Regions from separate parts of the Homo sapiens genome. Here region 2 is linked to region 1. A link is a contact called in ENCODE Hi-C or POLR2A ChIA-PET data. All regions are on one chromosome and are shown on one strand. Each heading gives the region's core, a stretch centred on a gene start or an enhancer-like site at or near the end of the contact. The rest is flanking DNA. Distances are from core to core; before and after follow the strand shown.

Evidence for each region. Hi-C counts contacts between places; a loop is a spot of excess contacts on that map. ChIA-PET counts read pairs that join two places held with the same protein, here RNA polymerase II (POLR2A). Pooled maps may share reads with other maps.
Region 2: a loop to region 1 is called in a map of sigmoid colon, with 14 times the contacts of the local background. The contact joins the promoter of ZNF827 here to the promoter of SETD7 in region 1. A Hi-C loop is called at or near these places in 2 of 168 maps with a recorded cell type or tissue (naive thymus-derived CD4-positive, alpha-beta T cell and sigmoid colon) and 9 of 50 pooled maps. POLR2A ChIA-PET finds 5 or more read pairs at or near these places in 1 of 52 experiments (HEK293).

Annotation. Positions count from the first base shown.
Region 1 is chr4:139,554,388-139,560,861 of GRCh38, forward strand. SETD7 (SET domain containing 7, histone lysine methyltransferase) reads right to left here and starts at 1,832. Exons shown (of 8, transcript NM_030648.4): 1 at 1,711-1,832. The coding sequence starts at 1,750. RefSeq lists silencers at 1,140-1,329, 1,460-1,629, 1,690-1,749, 1,970-2,079 and an enhancer at 2,820-2,989.
Region 2 is chr4:145,936,069-145,942,503 of GRCh38, forward strand. ZNF827 (zinc finger protein 827) reads right to left here and starts at 2,755. Exons shown (of 15, transcript NM_001306215.2): 1 at 2,297-2,755. The coding sequence starts at 2,339. RefSeq lists silencers at 418-997, 1,098-1,507, 1,628-1,697 and an enhancer at 2,072-2,131.

The DNA.
Region 1 (6,474 bases), core at 582-3,081:
GGTTTAACATGGAGAACAGTACCAGCAATTAAGGGTTTGTATTTAATTTTTACAAGTAAAAGTAAACGTTGAAGAAAGAGAGCAAGCCCTAACAATCTGAGATCATTTTTCCTTTATCTTTCACAACATGGAGGCACAAGAAGTCAACAACTTTTAACTTCTCAGAAGGCTCCCTGTGGATCAACTCAATCAATGTATCTGGGCCTCACTCCAGTAAGCCCCAACATTGGCTTTATTTATTAGAGAGATAAATAGCTCTGTGAGTTCACAACATGGTGAAAATTTTCTTAACAAAAACCACAGTCTTTAATTGGCTTCGAAGTTAGATGAAGAAATAAGTTTTAATATTGGCATTACATTGGATACTTTTCAAGAGTTCAGAAATATTAGTCTGCTTAATCTCCCCTTAAGATCTCAGAAGCACTGCAAAGGGAGTTATGTTTATGAAAACATTAAAACTGATTTTTCCCTAGTGTAACAATAACCATGTATCCTTATGCATTTGTAGTGTCGCCACTTTTTTTCTTTATCCTTCGTCAGAACTTGTGTTTATACAAATCAGACAGAAACCAGATTCAACCAACAGCTAAAAATTATTTACTCACATGCTTAGTTTAAAACATTCTGGTATCATACCACACCACACTGAAAAACATCACGACGTACTGTATGGAGTGGAACCAAATAAATACGCTAAAGAGTATTTTCCAGTATTCGCTGTTACAAAATCATAACATCCTATGATACAAACAACGAGATTGTATAACGTCCCCACATCGTTTTTTCAGAACTAACAAAAAAAAAAAAAAAAAGGTGGAGAAACTCAGCAAAACAAAGTGGCGAGAAAAGTCGGGGGAGGGGCGGTAGAAGAGAAGGGGCGGAGAAACACGACACTGAGGCGGTGATATCACCCACAGCCAACGGCATGGAATTCAGAAAGTTAAGTGTCACCCAGCAATCTCGGTGCGGACTCGCGGCGCGCCTGCACAGCGTGGCGGCTGCATCCCAGCCAAGCAGGAAGGGGGAGGGGGAGGCCTGACTGAGTTCGCTCGGGGGCAGCTGAGGGGAGGGCTGCCCGCCTCCCGGACGGCGCACGTTCGAGTCCCGGGTCGGGAGACTTGTCCGTCGCCCGACAATGATTTCATCTTTTCGGAAGAGCTGCCGCCTGGGCCGCGGCTGCCACGTGCCTGGTCTGGCCCCGTGCGCTGCGCCGGGGGACCTACCCGGACGGGGCCGCGGCCGCCGCGGGGCGCAGAGGCAGCAGAAGGGAAGGGCTGGCGGCCGGGAGGGGATCGGGGTGGCCAAAACTGGGCTAGGGGATTGCTCCGCGGAGTCCGCCGGCCTCAAGGGGCTGCCCTGCGGAGTGCACCCACCCTCCGCGCCCAAAGGCGGAAAGGCCAGAGCGCGGGGCAGGTTTCGCAACTCCGAGGGTGGATGCAGGCTGTGGCCGGGCGGGATGGAGCGGCCGTGCGTTTCCAGCGCCCCCGGCCTGGCGGAGCCCCATTCTCGGCCTGCGCCCCGCCGCGCAGTGCGCGCTCCCGGCGGCGTGACCGTGGCTGTCGGGCCCCCGCCCGAGCCGGGCAACCGGCCACCCGTGTAGGGGACAGTGGCGGCCGCGGGGCCCGGCGCCGCGCTGTTCGCAGCCCGCCACTCCTTCCGCGCTCCAGGCCCTCTGCGCCTCCTCCCCCGGCCCCGGAGAAATGCTTGTACCTTCCACCGCCTCCTCCACCATCTCGTCGTCGCTATCCATGGCGGCTGGGGACACTGCCCAGCTCGGGGCTGCGCGGCTGCCTCCCGTCCCTCTGGGTGCTCCCGGCGGCTGAGCGAGCTCTGGGGCTCGCGAGTTTGGAGGAGGAGGAGGAAGAGGAGGAGCAGTCGGGGCTGGCTCGCACTGCCTCCCCCTACAGCCCTTTCAATTCCTTGGCCTTCAGCTGCTGCGGCAGCAGCCGTCGTCCCCCCTCCCTTCGCCCACTTGCCCCTCGCCTCGGAGGCTCCGGTGTGCCGCCTTGGCCGCTGCCGCTGCTGCAACTTTCTCCTGTAATACCCTCTCTTTGTTATCGAGCAGCTGATCCGCTGACATCACCCAGCGCCGGTGCGCTCCCTCCCTCGCTGATTGACAGTTCCCTGTCCCTTTCCAGAAGTAAGGCTCCTTAAAACGAAAGGCGCTCCGGGGCCGCGCGTATTCCGCGTCCCAGCCAACCCGCCTCCGGCCCGTCAGCGTTTCTCTTTTGCTTAGGTGCGGCTTGGCGCGCCCCGAGCGCTCAACGCGGTCCTGGGCGCTGCGGGCTTCTCGCGGACACTTGGACCGCCCGTAGGGGCTCCGAGCTCCCGACCTCCCGTTGTGCCGGGAGCAACTTGAAAGTCCGTCGTGCACTGTCCGTGTTCCCTCGAGACAACCTCCAAAGTGCCAGGGAAGCTAAGGAAGCGTTTCTGACGCTCTGGCGCCTGGACTTCCTCTCACCCTCGCCCCCACATCACCCCGTCGCCACCGGGAGCTGCACGAGTGCGACACGCAAGGGAGCGCAGGTGTCCTCGCGGTCCCGCATCACATCCGCAAGCCGATTTCCCCAGCTCGGGGGCTGTTATCTGGCCCGGATTCCGCAGGATGGCGGGTCCACCCCAGCGCCCCCACTCCCCGCCCTCCTTCGGGTCGCCAGGCCCTCGGGTGATTCAGAAATTCATCAAATCCAAATGGCAGCGGGCTCTCTGTCAGGCAGGAAACAAGCCGCACCGAAGGCTCGGCAGGTTCCTCCTTGCTGCTGTGGTAATGGAAAAGGAGCCGCCGAGTGGAGCTAACGAGGAAGGAAGGACCCTCCGTCTGGCGCGCCTCTTTCCCGCGCCTCCCGCCCTGTACGTGTGATGTCCCCAGCTGTCTCTCTGTTTCTCCAAGTGCCAACCACTTCACAGATTCAGGCGTCCTCAAGTGGAGAAAACCATTGGGCACCCGGCTTCCGGCCCGGCCACTTAGTGTCGTTATGGCGCTGCCTCTTACAGGTGGCGGTAAAGGGCGACTGTAAATAGCCGATTAAACAGATGTAAATGTACACAATGTACCGTGGAATTACCGGGTGCCGCTCTGGGCACCCGCCAAGAACAGCTACTGCATGGAGGGGAGGAGGGAGCAAAAAAAAAGTAATTCCATTTTGTTTTCTGATCAATGAATGAGACTTTGGGGATTTCAAAATACTTCCAGCGCCCAGGAGACTACTCCTTGCTTTTGGCTCTGTGCTTAAATGGTAGATATTTTTGTCAAGTATTGCCGGCTTGTTTCTTAAAGTCAGCTTTTCCTCTATGAAAAAGAGAACAATGCTAGGGACATTAGCCCCACACACTTCCAGGAATTTCAGCCCCTTTGACTGTTTTAGAAAGGGGAGGGTCCTGGACCAGAAGTTAGGAGACTTGAGTCCTGGTGCTGCTCACCTGCAGAGGTGTCTTGGGAGCCCAGCCAGCCAGCCTGAATTCCTCCAGATTAGAGGCTTAGTCTACATTGACATAAGGTCCTTGGGGCTTAGGCTAGAGCACTCTGAGGTTCTTTGGCTCAAGCAAGACACCCTCTAGCTTAGTCTATACCTCTCTGAAGTCTCTTGGCTTAGGTTTGACCTCCTTAAAGTCCTCCAGTGCAGATACTGGGAGTCCAAGGCTAAACAGAGAAGGTGTACGTGCAGTGGAAGATGAAAGAGCCACTTTAGGTTACATCATTTTCAAACATGAACCACAGAAACAGGATTTTATATCTGATTTTTAAAAAGCCATCATTTACTGAGCTCGGTCACTCACTGGTTTTGAATTATATGATATTTTTTCTCATTTAACCTTTTTACATATCACCCCCTCCCTTGCATATTATACTGGTGCACTAAAACATACCAGATACTCGTCTTCCCCAGTTTCCAGTTGATTTTCAGGGTGAAAAACAATGCTGAAAGCTGAAGGAAGCAGCAAAAAGACTTTATTCTCTTACTCAAAGGCAGTGAGGCAGGGCTGGGAGGCTGGAAGAAATCTCTCAAGACGTACAGAAGACACAGTTTCATGGTGGGTGGGTACGTGTGGGAGTGAAGGAGAGGGGAGGAATCATGTTGCAAGTGTCCAACTGTCCCCTTGGTGCTGTGAGGTTTTCCCAGCCTGTACTAAGCACCCAAACTGTCAAGCGCTCCCTTTCTACCTACTACCTTGAGAACACCTGAAACCCTGCCTACGGCACCCCCCAACCCCGGCCCCCGCCGTCGGTGAAGCAGGGGTCCTCTGGACCTACAAGAGGCAGGGACAGGAAGGGAGCAGGGTCTTTCTAGCAAAGTCAGTAGTGATGCGGGGTCAAACTACAGAGAACCTTCACCAGATCTGCACATGAGGCAGGCAGCAGCAGGGACACAGTCCCATCCCTCTTCCCCCACCATTCATTCCTGCTGGCTCTGGGCCCAAAGCTGGGGCAAAATGTTTTTATGACTCTCTTAAGATCCACTTGTATCTTTACAAATCATGTTGTGTATGTTTCGAGTCTCCTTCTCTAGACGGACTGATTCTTATTTATGGTCCTAGAACACAACACAGTGCCTGGTACAGAATGTGGGTTAAGCATTGTCAGCAATGATTTTGCAGATAGGAATATTCTGTTTTATATAAACAGTGCTGAGGCTTTCTCACAGACTGGATTCTCCTCCTATGTTTTGGCAAAGTGCTTTGTTTCAGTTCAAATCTGAAGAGCATTTTTGAGTTGTTCTACTTTCCCACATCGACTGGCCCCAAATCTGCTTCCATCGCATTCTTTCCCACAGTTTTCTTCATTGAGAGCTGATTTCATAAACTCTCTTTCTACTTGGCTTTCCACCAGTTTCCCCTGTCGTACTCTGTCCCCACCAATGTGGTCATGGGCTAGAAAATCAATAAAACTCTTAATCACAAACAATGTGCAGCAGCAACAGCAGCAGCAGAAGTAGTGTGGCTCAGCTCCTAACTTGGCAGATCCCAGTGAGACAGAACAAGCTCTACCAGGGAGGAACGGGACCGCACAGGACATCCAACATCTAGGCTGGGTGAGACTTGCTTTCATGTTCACACTGAGAGTGACTTTTTTTTCCCTGTCTTTGGTCTTGAATCAGGAGGAGGGGTGACTTTTCTAAGCTGCTCTGGCTTAGTTTCCATTGCCTCCAAGGCTATATTCCTTCTCTTCATACCCAGCTTGGGAAACATAATTCCCTCTTCCATTGCAGCAAGCAGTCAAAATACTGAGTTAATTTTATTCATTCTACCACCCCTGTCTTTCCCTGGAGAAGGCTGGTGCTTACATACAAGACTGATATAACTTTTGCAATAAATATATTTTTACAAGCTTCTTGTATTTTATGCACCTTCCTACATTTAGGGGAAACAATTCTGTCAATTCGCTGCTATGCATGCTAAGCGAATTGTGAAACAAGTAGTGAATGTGGAACTTATGTGGGATTCACTACTGTTGGCTGTTACTGACTCCTCATCCTGCCCGCTGGCAGGGAGTGGAGGGGCCCAAGCAGTCTTCTGGGTCTCCATGTATTTGGGAGGGAGGAGCCTCTGAGACCTCAGCGGTAGGAAGTCGCATCAGAGCCTCTCCAGAAGCCCTGGTGGCTTTATGGTTGCTGGCCTGGCTCTGGTTTCCATCACTTGCTTACACCGCCAGCAGGATGACAAGGATAAAATTAGTGAAAGACCTTTTAAATAATCATCAAGTCTCGTTTTGGCACTGCTCACTCCTTCACAAGATTTTTTCCCACCAAATTAGCCAGTTTGATTGAGTTTTTGCTTTGTCTGTTTTGGTTCCACCAAGAACTAGCCAAGCAACTGGGCAATTCAGTTCTGCGGGGGCCGGGGGGGGGGCCTTCGTTTTCCCATCTGTAAATGAAGAGTTGGGCTACATAAATTCGAAGCTCAAACCTTCTCTGTCCACCTTTTCTGGAGAAAAGGTAAATAGAGCCTGAGAAGCCCCAGGAAAAGGCACATAAAAAGGAAATGGGAAGAAGCCAGGGCAACTCCAACAAACTGAATACTCAAGTCCTCTCACGTTAATGGCTCTATCTGGGCAGGCAGGTGAGGGGAGAACCTTTATCTTGACTCTAGGGAGGGAAGCATGGAAGTTTTAGGAGAACCAAGGTTCCTGGGTTCTGAATCACTGAGTCACTAATCAAGTGGCTAACTGTGTTAGTGACAACTGCAGAAGCTGGAGGGAGGGGCTGGGAGAGGAGCAGCGAGGAGGAGACGGGTGGGGGAGGAGATGGGGATGAAAGGGAAGCGTTTGCAGCTTGTGGAGCACTGGGAAGAGCAGGGACATCAAGGGCACCAAATAAAGGTCCAGGGAGCAAAGAAAGAAATGGAGAAAATTCATTCTGCTGGAAATAGACATGAGTGCAGTCAGGAAGAAGACTTACAGATTCAGGGTGACCTGATTTGATTACAGCAACAGGAAGTGCAAGAGAGAGAGGGCAGAATAACCTGACCTAAGGAAGT
Region 2 (6,435 bases), core at 1,505-4,004, 6.4 Mb after region 1:
CAAAGTTGCCATCTAAGGGCAAGTTCGCAGAGAACACTGAAGCCCATTTTGTCCAAGCACGGCAGACCTCCCCTGACCCCCTCAGGATTCCTGCCTCCTCTCCCTCCCCCCACACGCCCCCGACAAGAGCCCGGCAGCGGGGCAGTCCGGCCATGTGCACGCACACTCTTCCACCAACTGCTGCGAGTTTTCTGTGAATCGCAGCGCGGAGCCTCCCAACTCGCCCTCCCCGACTCCACCGCCTTCTCCTTCCTCGCACAAAATTTCCCTACACACGCAGCCGCCTGCGAGTGATTTTATGTGCATATATATTACATATGTGATATTATCCTCAGAACCTCTAGCGGGCAGGCGAAGAAAGGACTGCACAGGGGCATTTTTTTTTTTTAAAGGAAGGGGAAAAAAGCACAACCCAAGCCCTTTGCGTCGACTCCTGCGTACCGGGAAGGGGAAAGAAAGAGGAATGTTTGCGGAGCGGACTGCTTGCAAGTGCCCTTGCTCGCCACTTCGGCTGCGGCCCGGGTGACACGGAGGCGCGGGGGCGCCTGGCCCGAGCAGCCCGCGCCCCCCTCCCGGTCCCCTGGGCAGGCACCGCCGCGGTTATTTCGCGAGGGGGAGATCGATCGCCCTGCCTGTCTGCAGCGGAAAAGCACAAGCTCACACACAGCCCGAGCCCGAGACACCATAACCTTAACCCTTCCCCCACCCTCCGTGAACTTCAGGTGACCGACCACGTCGGCCTGACACCCGGGCGGGCGGGCGCTCCGGCTCCACTCCCGCCCCCAGCCCGGGTTTTGCAGGATCGGGCTCCGAGCAGCGCCAAACCGCCGGGAGAGGGGAGTAGTGTGGGGGGAGAGAAGAGAAATTGACCCTCCGTCTCCCCCGACCCCTCCCTCCGGCGCCTCCCGCGTCCCCTCCTCCCCGTCACCCCGCCCCACGCCTTCTCCCCTGCCCCCTCTTCCCTGCATTCAAGGAGCCGGGCGGCCCCGGGGGATATTTTTAGTTGCTTCTTTCTCCTTCACTTTTAGCTTTAGCAGCATCTCGAAACACTCAAAGCGGAGAAAGACTGGGGGGTTGGGGGGAGCTGGAGAGGGAGTGGGGGAAAAGTTAAGAGTCGCGCAAAGAAAAGCCGGAGGGAGGGCGGAGAGGGACCGGGGGCGCGGGTGGAGGAGGGGAAGGGGACCGGGCCGTGCCGGCGGGTGTGTGTCTCCAGTTGGCGTGTGTGGCTGCCGCCGGGGAGGGCTGTGATGCACTTTAGTCCTGGACTCTGCTCAGGCTCGCCAAGGAGGGGGTCTGAGAGCCCGAGTCTCGCCCGGCTCCGTCTGCTCCGACTGACCCCGCATTTTATTGCGGCCAGGAGCCCTGCTCCTCCCTCTCCTCCGCTCTGCAGGGACCTCGCGCGCCGCGAGCCGCCCTGCCTCCTGCCTTCGCCTCGGCGCAGCTCCCGCACCCCACATCCGCCCGCCGCTGCCCGGCCTCGCCCCCCGCCCGGCCGCCCCGCGCCCCGGCGCGCCCCCTCGCCTCGGCGCCGCGGGAGCAGCCGCCCGGCGGCGCGTGTGTACCCGTGTGTTTGTGTGCGGTGCCCCTACACCCTCCCCAGCCGCTCCCGCCTCGCCCGCCCCCGACTCCCCTCCTCCGCCGCCGCCTCCTCCACCTCCGCCTCCTCCTGCTCCAGCCGCCGCCGCCGCTGCCGCCGGCGGCTCGGGGGCCGACCAACCCCGGCGCAACCTTTAGCCAGGGACGGACCTCTCCCTGGATCCTGTACCCGGCGGCTGCTGCGCGCCCTCTCCCCGACACCCCCAAACGCCATGTCACGGCCCCCAGCCCTCCGCGCGCCCCGACCCCCGCACCCTCAGGCGCCGGAATCCACAAGGAATTTTTTTTTTTTTAAGATTCCAACCTCTCCCACCTCCCCCCACCAAACCCCCGATAAAACCCCCGGCATCCACACTACTCCCCTCCTCCCTTCTCTTGCCCCCTCCCCCCAGCAACCCAGAGTGAGGAGGGGGAAGGGGAGGGAAAGGGAAAAAAAAGCCCGATCTCAAGGAAAAAAAGGGGGGGGGTGAGAGAAAGAAAGAAAAAGAGAGAGAGAATAGAAAGGGCACGGGGCTGATCATCACCAACATGGCTGCCTCAGCATAGACCTAAACGAGGAGTAACCCGGGCTGTGTCTTTGTCAGTTTCACCTCTGTAACCCTAAACTAATGCAGAAAACAACGGAGGAGGCTGCGGAGGGGAAAGAGGAGAGGGAGGGCGAGAAAATGGCACGAGAGGAGGTGGAGAAGGGATGACTTACGTGAGGGAAGGCGCTTGGGCTGCTCCTGCTTCCTCCTGGGCATTTTCCCCCTTTTCTCACATTCTCCTCCTTGGTTAATGTGAGATCAAATAAACCCCCGTGGGGGCAGAGAGGCAGACACTGGCAGGAGCGGGGAGGTAGTTGGGGGGCGGGCGGGCGGGCAGGGGGAAACCCCTTCTCCGGTGTGTGCAATGGGTTGAAGCTTGTTTCCTGGAGCCAGAAGAGGGGTTTTCTTCTTTTCTTTCCTTTCTTTTTTCCTTTTTTTTTTTTTTTTAAATTTTTGGTCGTGCACCTGGCTTGTCCCCGAGCGTAATATTCTTCAATGGAAACGGATCTAATAGGTGTGAGTGTGTGTGTGTCCTATGCTCGCGTGTGTGATGGGAGGTATAAATAAATGAGTGCCGGTGCGGCGGTGTCTATGGCCGCGCTCTGTGTCTCCGAGCCCCTAACACTAATGTCGGGATCAAAGGGCAGCGGCGGCGGCAGCACAGCTCACAGCTCGCTCTCTTGCTCTCTCTCTCTCTCTTTCTCGCTCTCTCTCCTCTCGCGCTCTCTCTCTCGCTCTCTCTCTGTCACACACACACACACACAAGAGGCACAGACTGAGGGAAAGAGCGAGAGCTACACACACACACACGCACGCACACACACACACAGAGCAAAGAGGAAAGTGCCCCAAGGCTCCCAGGGCGGACTCAGCCTCGGATTTACAACCGCTCTGTCTGGAAAGAATGGGGGGCGCGCGTGCGGGGGTGGGATGGAGTTCTTCAAATTTATCCCGCTAGTCACCAAATCTAGGGGGAAAAAGTTTTTCTCACTCTTTAAACAACGATTAGTTCATTATTTTACTGACTTTTAAAAAGGAAATAAATTTCTCTCTTCACTTTCTTTTGTTTATTAAGCTACATTTTGTTCTGTATGAAATTCTGCAGGCTTTTGTCCCTACCCCATCACCTTAAATCTGGAGGTTATCGTCTCCCACACACTCTTCAAAAACATTCCAAAAAAACTAATTTAAAAAAAATGAAGACAACATATGGTGAAATCAATAACTTGGTTGACAGTTGACAGAATAAGTGCCCAGTTTTGGAGTGTCCACTGGAGTTAAAACTGAAAAATGCTCCTAAATGAACATTACAGCTACTTGACAAAGAGAGGAAAATAAGATTAGGTCACCCCTGATGGTTGCTTTAACTGCTACGTGATACTCCTAGAGTGCACACAGCAATCTTTACTTCGGAAATTCACTTTTTCCCCTGCTATATACTGCAGGTATATGAAGTTTACCCTGAAGCAATTCCAGTGTGCATTATGAGCCCAATATAGCAGTTTTCATTAACTGATACATACTTTCATTACCTTACAAATCACACATCTTTCTTCAAAGAGAGACATAAAGGAGAAAAATAGAAAAGGACGGGTCTCACTAGAGCACAAAAGGTACTTGGTGAAAGAGGACTGTTCTCTTTGTGACTTGCAGTCATTTGGATAAAAGTTCACTCAGAGGTTGTTAATGATTTAAACTCCAAAACCTGCTACTATAATTGAAATAAAAATGGTCTGAAGAAGAGTTGTTTCATAAAACTCTCTTTGTAAGAGGAAACTTTGAACTTAGCAGAATACATTATATGTCATGAGTCATGTAGCTAGAAAATAAAAAGGTGCATTATTTAACTACATCTTCCCTTTTTAGCTTTTTTAAAACTCTGACTCATCATCTTATTATGTTAAATATTTTCCTACCAATTTTTAAATAGACCTTTTCATCAAAGAAAGTGGAGGCACAGTAAAGACATAGAACATTAAAATGACACTCTATAAGCCTACATGGATAACTCATGCCTCTTTGAGGTTGAGTTAATTCTTACAACTTCAGTGGTGTTAAAGAGAGCCATGGGGGTTAAATTCTGACTTGCCTTATTAAAAATAATAATAAGGCTTTATATTGCACACTTTTATAAGTGAAGCTTAAAGAGTGCTGTATCTCCCAAAAGATGTCTTTCACTGATAGAGAAATCTCACGTTCAACCCCTCCCTGCCAACTCCCCCCAAAAGATCTAGCTTCCCAGTAACAAGTAATGCTATTGAAAGCGAGGTTTGAAACACCTGCATGAATTCAATCTAAAACCAAAACAGAGAGCAGTCAAGTTTAAAATGGAGCACCCTGTAATCCCAGCACTTTGGGAGGCGGAAGTGGGCAGATCACGAGGTCAAGAGATCGAGACCATCCTGGCCAACATGGTGAAATCCCGTCTCTACTAAAAATACAAAAATTAGCTGGATGTAGTGGCACACTCCTGTAGTCCCAGCTACTTGGGAGACTGAGGCAGGAGAATCGCTTGAACCTGGGAGGCGGAGGTTGCAGTGAGCCGAGATCGGGCCACTGCACTCCAGCCTGGCGACAGAGCGAGACTCCATCTCAAAAAAAAAAAAAAAAAAAAAAAAGGAGCATCATCCTTAAACCAGTTCTTCCTCAAATGTTGGTTTTAAAAAACTGGTAGTTAGGTTGCCCTGCATTATAATTTGAAATATAACTATCTTTCCACTCAGGTCAAATTCAATTTGCCATAATTTTGACTATTGTCGGTGACATTGGACTTGAAATTAATATATTAATGATAAATTAGAGCCCATCCTTTCCAAGTAGACCAATGCTCTGAGTGTGTAGAATCTTTACAGCTGAACAAAATGGTCACCACACTTCACCACTGCTCTCTCAGAACCTTTGGCTAGGGTGTTCAGGATTATGACTCTGCATAGACACACCACTACCTTTTCTGAATTGCTAGGACTCTTCCTAATGTTTAGTTTGCTATAATTGAAAACACACTTTAGGCCTTTCCTCAAAGCAGAGTACATTTCCTGCGACCTTTTAAAGGCATGCAGGAAAATGCTGTCAACTTTTAATTATATAGGTGTTCTATCAACAGCCAAAAGCATTTTTAAATTGAATTTATTCATACCTCCACCTCTTTCCAAAAATTATTTGAAATAGTACACAACAATAGAAAATGGAAATAAGGACAGAACAATTTCCGTTTCAATCTCAGGTTGGTACCTTTATGCTATAAAACACTCTTCAAGGTCATTTGCATCTCACCCTCAATCGCTGTATGCTCAGGGAACACAAACTAATTTTAATGTCAGACTAACAAAAACATTAGGAAAATAAATACTTGGGGGTTACGATAATGGATTTCAAAATCAAATGCATAAATAATTTTGGAAATGTATGCTTTTGGGATATATATACCCATGAACCATGAGCTTTGATTATTGTTGGCCATACTCATCAGATTGGAATATTCTATTTGATTCACCCCACCCATGGACTAAGCTTTAAAAAGCATATTTTATCTTAATAATTATAGTACTCTCTCCACCCCCATCTCCATTACCTCTCAAATGTGAAATTAAAATAGATTTTCTCAAAACTGTGCACTCTAAGAAGAAGTTTCATAAACACTCTCACAGAAGTGAAATCTATTCAAGCTCAAATATTGCTAACGATGAGTAGACAAAGGGAGCACTTACCCTAGAATAGTGTGTGGTCTGCAGGTCCGAAACTACTTTCATACTATCCAGAGTCCATGAGGTCAGAACTACTTGCATACTAACAGTAAGATGTTATTTGTCTTTTTATCTGTGTTGACATTTGCACTGATGATGCAAAAGCAATGGTGGGTAAAAATGCCACATCTTAGCACTAATCAGGGCAGAGCACCAAAAAGTATAATAGTGATCCTATTCTTCACCATCATGCACTTAGAGGAAGGAAAAAGGGAGGTTCATCTAAGAATGTCCTTGATAGAGCAGTAAAAATTATTAATTGTATTACATCTCAATCCTTAAGTACAAGACTTTTAAATATTCTTTGTTGACAAAAAGGTAGATACATATAAAGCACTTCTGCTGCATACTGAAATACATAGGTTGTCTGAAGGAAAATCACTTGTGAGATTGTTTGAAATAGCCACTTTTTAATGGAATGCTATTTTTACTTGAAAGGATGACTGACTGACAAACTGAGAGGGGTATTTCTCAAAAAAAAAAATGAGGTTAGCCTGAAATTTCAAAGAAAACAATGCATACTATTTTTTGGCAGTGACAATATTTGCATTTACAAGTACAAATTAGAA